2 separate regions of the Homo sapiens genome follow, and region 2 is linked to region 1. A link is a loop called in an ENCODE intact Hi-C map of the cell type or tissue named here. Cell type or tissue: heart left ventricle. All regions are shown on one strand. Each heading gives the region's core, and the rest is flanking DNA. Links, peaks and the distances in the headings are about the cores only. Region 1 holds the start of CCDC73 (coiled-coil domain containing 73). Region 2 overlaps WT1-AS (WT1 antisense RNA).

The links. Peaks named below come from ENCODE experiments on the same cell type or tissue, not always from the same donor. Only the 100,000 strongest peaks of a DNase experiment are listed, where the experiment ranks them.
Region 2: it touches region 1 in a loop (2.7-fold over the local background); 3 of 110 quality-filtered maps call a loop at or near these places.

Annotation. Positions count from the first base shown.
Region 1 is chr11:32,790,489-32,795,870 of GRCh38, reverse strand. It overlaps CCDC73 (coiled-coil domain containing 73), which reads left to right and starts at 1,209. Exons shown (of 18, transcript NM_001008391.4): 1 at 1,209-1,258. RefSeq lists silencers at 2,714-2,833, 2,844-2,893. In heart left ventricle, for the core only: CTCF peaks have their summits at 2,596 and 2,797 (motif pointing right); no DNase peak of the experiment used is centred there; H3K27me3 peaks cover 637 bases.
Region 2 is chr11:32,452,654-32,458,035 of GRCh38, reverse strand. It overlaps WT1-AS (WT1 antisense RNA), which reads right to left. Exons shown (of 5, transcript NR_120548.1): 3 at 3,858-4,774; 4 at 73-121. Among named protein-coding and RNA genes, the nearest start is that of WT1, 20 kb to the right of the region's middle. In heart left ventricle, for the core only: no CTCF peak of the experiment used is centred there; no DNase peak of the experiment used is centred there.

The DNA of each region.
Region 1 (5,382 bases), core at 309-5,308:
TAAAAATACAAAAATTAGCCAGGTGTGGTGGCAGGCGCCTGTAATCCCAGCTACTCGGGAGGCTGAGGCAGGAGAATCGCTTGAACCCGGGAGGCGGAGGTTGCAGTGAGCTGAGATCGTGCCATTGCACTCCAGCCTGGGGGACAAGAATGAGACTTTTTCTCAAAAAAAAAAAAAAAATTTGAGGGCAGGAACCACTTCTTTTACATTTTGGTAGCATGCAAAAACAATGTAGGCCTGAAACATATTACATTCTTATTGAATGACTATTCAACATAACATACTGAAACATAGCATTAGTTAGGTGCTTAAAATAGGTGTGATTATCAGTATAATTAGAACTGCAGTTTTTTTTCTATTTCACTTTAAAAATTAAGCAACTTTTCTTTTCTTTTTTTTTTTGACAGGGTTTTGCTCCATTGCCTAGGCTGGAGTGCAGTGGTGCAGTCTTGGGTCACTGCAGCCTTGACCTCCCAGGCTCAATCTATCCTCTTGCCTCAGCCTCCCAAGTAGCTGGGATTACAGCCGCACGCCACCATGCCCGGCTGATTTTTGTATTTTTGGGTAGAGACGGGGGTCTCACCATGTTGCCTAGGCTGGTATCGAACTCCTGACCTGAAGCAATCCTCCCACCTCAGCCTCCCAAATTGTTGGGGTTACAGGCATGAGCCAGTGAACCCTCACACCCGGCTAACATTTATTTTTTGAATTAGTAACACATTCACATGAAGCAAACATCAAAAAGTATAAAAAGCTATTCAGTGAAGTCTCCCTCTCTCTCCCGTTCCCATCCACACACTTCCCATTGCTCCCCACAGGTAATACTTACTCATTTTTCTTTCATCTTTCCAAAGACTTTTTTTTTAAAAAACGAATATATCGGGAGGCTGAGGCAGGAGAATGGCATAAACCTGGGAGGTGGAGCTTGCAGTGAGCCGAGATCGCGCCACTCCACTCCAGCCTGGGCGACAGAGCGAGACTCCGTCTCAAAAAAAAAACCAAAAACAAACCGAAAACAAACAAAAACAAAAAAGAATATATAAGCCAATACATGTTGTACTTAAGGAAAAACATCAAATATCCAGGTATCTTTTCCGAAGCTTGTATTTAAAAAGAAAATAAAATCAATCATATTTTGCCCCAGATGCTCAAGATTACCCACGTATCTTAGGCTAATGACCTTCAAGCCGGAAGTGCCCTAGGGCGGGAAAAGGTGAACCGGAAGGGCCAACAGGAGCTAGAGGCGCGCTTCGCTGAGGTAAGTCGGAGCAGTCACAAGCGTGTAGTTGGGCTGTTTAGGAAGCAGCCCTAATCTTTTCATGCAGGGTCCACTTACGGGTTTGCCCTGCACCTCCAGCTGCGTAACCTACCCTTCCTTGCTCTGGTTGCCAAGGGGCTGCTTTGGCCTGGAGCCTCCTGACTGCTGGGCTGTGTCTAGAATCTTCCACGCTCCCGACCCAGGAGAAGCAGCCACACTGAGGCATCCATCTGGATCTCTGCTTGGGCAGGATTGAGACTGCGGGTGAGTCATGAGGGTCTCGTCTGTTCATCGTGGAGAAGCGCCTTCTGTACATGTGCCTTGCGTGGTGGTGGTTTTTGTTTTAAACCTCATATTTGCCTTATGAATGCAATGCAATCATGTCGATTGTTCTTCTGAAAATTTTCAAACAACTCTGACCGCTCAGAGTTAGCAACATTTGGAACTGTTATTGGTGAATCTCGACTTTTTCTTTGGTGAACGTTACTTTTTGCAGAATGTTTTAAGTATAGTGCGAAAGTTCTAGCGCAGTTGCAGAAGTGTGTAAATTCCCAGGGACATTTCTCTATTTTTTCTTCATTCTGCTGGTGATTTTGTTTCTCCCAAACTGCCTTGCACGAGCAAATTTAAATGGAATCTCACTGGGAATGAAATGACTGCCCTGCTAATCCTGATAATGCTGAATTCTAGATATAAATTATTTGGTCGGGGCGGTGGCTCACATCTGTAGTCCCAGCACTTTGGGAGGCCGAGGCGGGCGGATCACCTGAGGTCAGGAGTTTGAGACCAGCCTGGTCAACATGGTGAAACCCCGTCTCTACTAAAAATACAAAAATTAGCCGGGCGTGGTGGCGGGCACCTGTAGTCCCAGCTACTCAGGAGGCTGAGGCAGGAGAATTGCTTGAACCCGGGAGGCGGAGGTTGCAGTGAGCCTAGATCACTCCACTGCACTCCAGCCTGGGCAACAGAGCGAGACTCTGTCTAAAAAAATAAAATAAAATAAAATAAATTATTCATGTCATTGCTGCAATCTTCCACTTCACTTTGCTGCTGAAAATAAGTGACAACCCTTAAGTCATTTATGGGAACCTTTATGATCAGTGCACTTCTTTTAGAAAGAAAATGTGAAGATTCCACGGAGTCTTCTGCTTATATTGAGATCCTCGAATTGATGATTATTGGTTATTTTGCTTTAGTTGTGATAAATTCCTATGGCTCTCTTTGTTTTATACCTTGAAGAAAAAATCTATACTGAAATATCCCAACCTGAGAATCAGCAAATACGCTGTGGATGGAGTTTCCTCTGTAGTCCTTCACTGGTGTCTTCTCTCAGCCATTTCTTCGGCCAATTTGAGTCTTTACAACTCTCCCTGGTTTCAGGGTTGCCTTGGGGGTAGTTGTTAAGTTTTGGAAAATTAGATTCCCCACTTTGATGATTTATAAAGTGTGTTAATGCAGCTTGAGAAAACGTTTTAATTTCCATACGGCTTCATATCGTAGTGTCAGGAAGGAAGCGAATGACAGATTTTTAAATTCCGAGTGTCCACCAGGCGGCAGCATAGGGTTTTTAGTTTCTTTCGCTCTGGCCGTGTATCCCGTAATAACTGTACAGGTGCGGTGATAGTGTTATTCTAATAGTAATAGATATCATATGTGGAATGCTTATTACACGCCAGGGGCTGGAAGTTATCTCATTTAATCCTAAAAAAACAAACCCCAAACCCTGTACCGTAGGTATTCCCAGTATTCTCCTTACACTTCATGGGAAAACCATGGGAAAGAGATTAAATAACAATGCAAGGCTGATTACACAGCCGACAAGTGGTGGAGCTAGAATTGAAACCCAGATGCTTAACCACTACTTCATGCTAACCAAATTAAAGTTATTGCAAGTTTGATCAAATTGTGAAGGATGCTATAGTTAAGATGAGAAATCTGACTGAGTTTTCTGAAGGAGGTGAAAATTGGGCACTGTTATTTATATAGTGTACCTCAAGACAGTTGGAGGTACACCGTTTCCAAAAGACAGTATTTCCTAAATTGTGTTCCAGGGAGCACTAGTCCTGTGAGATGCTTCAATAAAAAAAGGTTTCTGTGGCCAAAAATACTCTTGGAATTCATTTAAGGACTCTAAAATGTCCTGCAGTGAAGGAACTTGTTTAACCTAACTTTTTTTGAACTCACAGCATTCTTAAACTTCTCTGATTACAGCCGACATTAGTCAATGCTTAGCTTTACCATATGAGTAAATACTTACACATGAGTCAATACTTACCTTTACCATAAGCAGTGTACACTTATGTTTTTTATTTTATTTTTTACTAGTCTAGCCTTTCATTAAAAAAAAAATTCTGGTCAAGACCCATTACATTGATTTTTTGACTCATGAATGAGTCACAGTCTACAGTTTTACTGCACTAGACCGTGGGGTCCTATTTTTTTGTGCTGTGCTTATTAATGGAACACACTTTGGGAAATTGTGTTAGAGCTATAGTTGAAAGAAGTCATCGATTCAATGGTAAATGTCTTTGTTGATGGATTATGTTCTTTTATCAGTCCTGGTAACAGTTGAATGAGAACAGTGGTGGGGATTGTGTGTGTGTGTGTGTGTGTGTGTGTGTATGTGTGTGTGTGTGGTTTTTTTTTTTGAGACAGGGTCTGGCTCTGTTGCCCAGGCTGTAGTACAGTGGCGTGATCTTGGCTCACTGCAGCCTCCACCTCCTGGGCTCAAGTGATCCCTCACCTCAGCCTCCTGAATAGTTGGGACTACAGGAGCACACTACCGCAACTGGATACTTTTTGATTTTGTTTTTTGGTAGAGATGGGGTTTCACCATGTTGCTGAGTCTGGTCTTGAGGTCTTGAGCTCCTGAGCTCGAGCAATTGCACTGCCTCGGCCTCCCAAAGTCCTGGGATTGCAGGCATTAGCCACCACGCCTGGCTGAGAACAGTGTTTTTTTAATTGGGAAATTATTCTTTACAATCAGTTTAGGCCACTAGTGAAGGAAGAACATATAACAATTTTGTAGATTAGAATTTTCCAAAGTATGTTCTTTGGAATACATGTTCCCCAGAATATTAGCTTGTCTTATGAATTATGAAAAAAAGTGTTTCAAGATCAAGGTAAACTTGGGAAATACGGATTAAAGTTAAACAGGCTCCAACAAAGCTAATGGGACTGCTTATCTCTGAAATGGGGAGTTAGTGTATGGGATTTCCCAGATTTATTTGACTGTGGAACCTGTTTTTAGAAATGTATCTTGTGGGCCTTGTGCCCCTTAGAACATACTTTGGGAAATAATCATGTAGATAATTAAGGCAGAAATGTTTTTGTTGTAATGTACATTTAGGTGAAAATTTTTATTGTAAATTATTGATGTCATTTTCCTAATTCGTTTATTTGCTAATATTGACATGACAGAGAAACACATCAGGAAGTCATTCAGCTTTCTTAATTTCCTGATGACCCATGGAAATTTTCTGTTAGTAACAAGAAAAACCTGTATGAGATTTTCTGGCACTGATTAATTTCATATAAAACTAAAACTTATTTTCAGTTAAGTTCAATGAGCAGTACATTTCTAGCTGTGTTGGATTCAACTTTATTAAGCTATTTTGGCAATTCTTGTTTCATATTTGAAAAAAATTGGAGTTTAGTTTAGTTAAAAGTTGTGTTTTATAAAATCCTTAAAGGATTTTGCTACATTTTATTTATAAGGTGGCTCAAATTAGTGTTTATGTACCTGTTCCAAAGGTCTCTGGTATGTTGCCTTAGATTGGTTGAATTTATAGTACATTTAGTAGCTTATTTTATGTTATAGTTTCATAATGATCTTTACGGAGATAATATCTAATTCTCTCAATCTCTTCACACATATACAGTTCATGTTTTAACTATTTTTAAATTTCTAAAATTTATATATATAATCCTCCCTCTGTTTCTTAAAACAAGGAGAAATTTGGTAAAGATTTTAGTATGAACAGAGAATGTTTTACTCATAATAGTGTAAATATTTTAAGAAACTAAAAGTGGTTTTTGTAATTTTATATAATTTATAGCAATTTAATAAAATGTTTATCAAGTATTCACTATGCTCTCAAGGCTTTTCCTCACTTGGAGGTTAA
Region 2 (5,382 bases), core at 79-5,078, 340 kb after region 1:
GCCAAAATTCCGTTAGAAGAAAAAAGTCTCCTGTTTTTGCTACATGTTGCCAGATGTTTCATGCTCCTATACCTGGGACTCCTTTTGGTCCTCATTTTAATATTTCTGATGTTTCTTTATTCTGGAAAGAAAGAAAAGAGGTATCACAATAGGAAAAGATGATAGGAGAGGGGAGGGAAGCAGAGAAGCAAACTAAGGATTTCTTTTATACTGTATTAACACATCATTATAAAATATCATTAAAAGGCTTCTGACTATGTCACCCTAGGTACATCCTCAACCCCTAGATGCAATTCATCAGCAGGCCTTGTTGATTTTTACTTATGCGGTATTTCTCAAGTCTATCCACCTCTTTCCATTTCAGTCATCATCACCCTAATTCAGTCTTCCCCTAGTTGGCTCCTGTCAACTTGCCCCTCTAGTGCATTTTCCACATTGTAGACCAAATGATCAAAAAAGGACTTTTGGCCAGCCATGGTGGCTCATGCCTGTAATCCCAACACTTCGGGAGGCCGAGGCAGGCGGATCACTTGAGGTCAGGAGTTTGAGACCAGCCTGGCCAACATGGTGAAACCCCGTCTCTACTAAAAAAATTACAAAAATTAGCCAGGCTTGCGGTGTGTGGCTGTAATCCCAGCTTCTAGGGAGGCTGAGGCAGGAGAATTGCTTGAACCTGGGAGGCAGAGGTTGCAGTGAGCTGAGATCACGCCACTGCACTCCAGCCTGGGTGACAGAGCGAGACTCCGTCTCAAAAAAGAAAAAAAAAGAAAAAAGAAAAAAGGACTTTTAAGCCTCATGCCAAATGCTGTAGGAAATAATAATAACAATCATCATCACCATTGTTAAAATTTCTGAGTGCTTACTGTGTACCAGGTGCCATTTTTAATGCTCTCATGTCTAATTCATTTAATCCTTACAATAATGCTAGATGATCAATATTATTATTCTGATTTTAGAGATGAACACGTGGAAGCACAGAGATGTATGTAATTTGCCCAAGGACACACAGCAGTGTAAGCAGCTACTTTAGGAACTCAGATCTGTAAGAGTTATTAAAAAAAATGTTCCAGGCATTAATGTGTGTGTATTTGGCAATGCTGGAGGGGTCACAATCAAGTATAAATTGTTGTACAGGCCCCGCAGGAGAGCAGGTGAGTCATTTTGTCACCAATCGATTGGAAGTAGGTGTCTGGACTGCTGGGCTGTGAACAATTGTGAGACTACATCTGGGCCCAGTGGGAAACTGTGAGGGATTAAGAGGGAGGTCTGTCTTGGGCCAGCCTCCTGGCTCGAGTGGGGTGGATACTTGTTTTCTATTGCTGGTGCAACCAATTACCATACATTTCATGGCTTAAAAGAACACAAATTTATTATTTTACAGTTGTGGAGATCCAGAGTCCCAAATGGGTCTCATTAGGCTAAAATCGAGGTGTTGGCAGCTTTGCATCTCCTTCTCAAGGCTTTCCAGGAGAATCTGTAGTAGTGCGCCTGTAGTTTCAGCTATTCAGGAGGCTGAGGTAGGAGGATCACCTGAGCCTGAGGAGGTCATGGCTACAGTGAACTGTGATCGCTGCCACTGCACTGCAGCCTGGATGACAGAGTGAGACCCGTCTCAAAAAACAAAAAATAAATAAAAGAACTTTTGTGAGTGCATTGGGCTCACTCAGGTAACCCAGGATAATCTCCCCATCTCAAAGCCCATGCCATATTCATATCTGCAAAGTCCCTTTCACCATGTAAAGTAACATATTCGCGGGTTCCTGGGATTATGGCATGGATCTCTTGGCAGGGGGCATTATTCTGCCTACCCCAGGGGCTAATGGCATCATGTGATGAGAGTGCTCCCCTGGAACCAGGCTCTGTCTAGCCCTGAGAGCACACGGACCCCAGTCTTATTTACTTTGGTATGTTTCATGTCTGCCATAATAGATGTGCAAATCTTTGATGAATGAATAAATGAAAGAACTGATAACAAATACACAGAGTGATAGGGTATCTGTCTTAGGAACGTAAGAAAAAACCGCCACTTTTAACATGGAAATTTGGAGGGGATCTTTTTCTAAATTTTAATGGGGATCCCATAGTTTGGGCAGTGCCAAAGTTAATAGTGGTAACTGAGATTAATATATGTATTGTTTTTTGAGACACAGTCTCGCTCTGTCACCCAGGCTGGAGTACAGTGGCATGATTTCGGCTCACTGCAACTTCTGCCTCCCGAGTTCAAGTGATTCTCCCGCCTCAGCCTCCCAAGTAGCTGGGATTACAAGCACATGCCACCACACTCATCTGATTTTTATATTTTTAGTAGAGACAAGGTTTCACCATGTTAGCCAGGCTGGTCTCAAACTCCTGACCTCAGGTGATCCACCCGCCTTGGCCTCCCAAAGTGTTGGGATTACAGGTGTGAGCCACCACGGCCGGCCACTGAGATTAGTATTAAGCAGATCTCAGCGCTGAATGAACTTCTGCATTTTTTGCCAGTCTTTTCTTGACATCATTGTCTTTTAACTGGCCCAGGGGGCAGAAGTCTGTTAAAGGAGAAGTATATAGAATCCATTCACTTATATGGAAGATGCTGGGACGAAGGGGTGAGAAATGAGCCCAGGAACAGGCTCAGTCTCCCATAGGGAGAACACATCTCCTTTCTTGGCTGCAGCAGCAGTTCTGCCTGGAGCCACACCACTCAGCCCCAGATAAAGTCAGGTCTTCCAGGAGCTCCCACTCTGGTCAGGATTTAGTTCAAGATATCTTAACATGATTTACAAGGCCCCACCTACTCTGACTCTTTTCTGCCTCTCCAGCCTTGCCCCACACGCCACCCAATCCTGTCACTCTGGCCTCCCCATGAACACCCACGGCCACCCACCTTCCTGCCTCAGGGCCTTTGACATGCAATTCCCCAATTCTGGAATACTCCTGCTACTTTATTTTGCCTGGTTAATACCTACTTATCCTTGAGGCTTGGCCTAAAATCTCATCCTGAAAGATATTTTCTTTAATCTTCAAATCTAAATCAGCACCCACTTCCTCACCCAGGTTATATAAAAAAAAAAATGGTATGGTATCAGGAACTTGGGATGGGGACTCAGACTGACTTTGTATTCTAACTCCACCACTCCAGAGCTGCGTGACCTTGGGTGATACATGTAAACCTCCATGTCTCTATTCATGTCTAAAATGGAGCTATTGGTAGTACCTACTGCAGAGAATTGTTATGAGAATTAAATGAGATCATGCATGTAGAAACTTTGGCAGAGTGCTACTATCAGTAGAAGCTACTATTTTCCTTTACAGCATTGATCAAAATTGCAATTATAAAATTATTATCATTATTTTTTGGAAGACAGAGTTTAGTTCTTGTCGCCCAGGCTAGAGTGCAATGGTGCAATCCTGGCTCACTGCAAACTCTGCCTCCCGGGTTCAAGTGATTCCCCTGCCTCAGCCTCCCGAGTATCTGGGATTACAGGTGCCCGTCCACCACGCTCAGCTAATTTTTGTATTTTTAGTAGAGACAGGGTTTCACCATGTTGGCCAGGCTGGTCTCAAACTCTATTATTTGTTTCATATCTGTTTTCCTACATATAGTAAACCCTACAGGGGCAACACAATATCCCTCCTGTCCTCCATTGTATCTGCAGTGCCCAGCATGCCACCTGCAATATTGTAGGCCTTCAGTAGATATATCTTGAATGGATGGATGGATGGATGGATGGATGGATGGATTACCTGGGTTGAGTTCCATGAAAAAGTGCCCCTTTGTCAGGAAATAATCAATATTATTAAAGAACATTATGTGGAAATTTTCAATCGTCAGTCTGGACTTATTAAAATTAGAAGTTGTCAGGCACAATACTCACTGTCTCTCCATTTCTGGGGCCTGTTCTCATGCAGGGCCTTGTGATGCTCATTGCCAGGCAGATTTATGAAACATCTCGACAGGGCTTACATTCCATATGTTACAATTTACACATTCCTGCTGAGGTCAAGGTGGGGAATGGCATGCGTGCTAATAGCTGTGTTTCTCACATGAACTTTCACATAAACCCTTTTTCCAGCTCATTTTAGTGATATAATATACTTTTGTAAACGATTTTTTTCAAGGTCATAAATGAACGCTTCCTAATTTCCATTTTTCAGAGGATTACAAGTCTAGAAAGGGCAACTGGAGGTTTCTGAGCCTAGCTGCTTCCACTGGCAGCAACTTTATCTGAACCGTCCTCAAAGATCTCCAGGGAGACAAAGGACCACATTTCTCAATGGAGTCCCACAACGTCCCTCCAGTTTTCCCCTCCTCAGGTCTCAAGGATACTACTCCAGGGGATGATGGCAGTGTGTGGTGTCGATCCTGCATATAAGAATGTTTGAAGTCCGAGAAAAAGTGCTCTTTTGTAGAAAACATCCAACAAAATTGCTCAAACAAAATGGCCAGTGTTGAGCCAGTTCGCATGTGGCTGGATGCCTCCCCCTGAGTTTTTGCTTCTTGGCAAGGAGGCCGACCAACATCAGTCTTCCTGTGCTTTAATTTTCCTTCTGACCTGAATTGTCAGTCACACTCTATCTTTGTTCCATTTGTCAAAATGCCATTGTTCTCTCTCTTCCCTGTGGTAGTTTCTTCTCTATTGTTAAAAAAAAAAAGTCAGAGCTGCTGTGGGTCGATGGAAGCAGGTCTTACTGGCTGTGCAGTTTGGCACGTGGCCCCAAGCCAGTCTCATCTTCAGTGTTCACAGACCGTGGAAATCATCTCCTGCCATATAACTCGGGCTCCATCATGAGCCTAAAACTCACAAAAGAGTTTCTGTCACCAATTGTTCTGTGTCAGGGCCATGACATACTGAATGGTGGGTTCCTATAACAGGGCACATTCTCTTTCCAGATAAAATATATTTACATAAAATAGTAAGCTCAGTACAAAAAAAATACATTATTTTTCTAAGAGAAATGTCTGGTAGGTCTGCTTTTTGAAGGGTCTGTTGCTCTAGAGACACGTGTTGTTTAGTGTTGACCTGGGCCTGTGTTCAGGAACCCCAGTAGCAATTTCATGTGATGACAGGATAACTAAGACATTTTAGATGCTGAGGAGAAAATAATTCTGGATGCTCCCACAATCATGAATTGTTTTCTCCCCATTGTTAACATTATTTGCCCAAAGAATGCCTTTTACAACAGAATTTACAATTCAAGACCTATATTAGGTTGTGTTCTAAATGCTGCTTAAAGAGAAAAGTGATTTTTTCAAATATCAATAAGTGATACGTTTTTCTGTCCTTGTAAATTACCATTCTAAAATTTGTTGGGATCATTTACTAAATAGATTTATTCTTTTTTTTGTTTTGAGATGGAATCTTGCTCTGTCCCCCAGGTTGGAGTGCAGTGGCACGATCT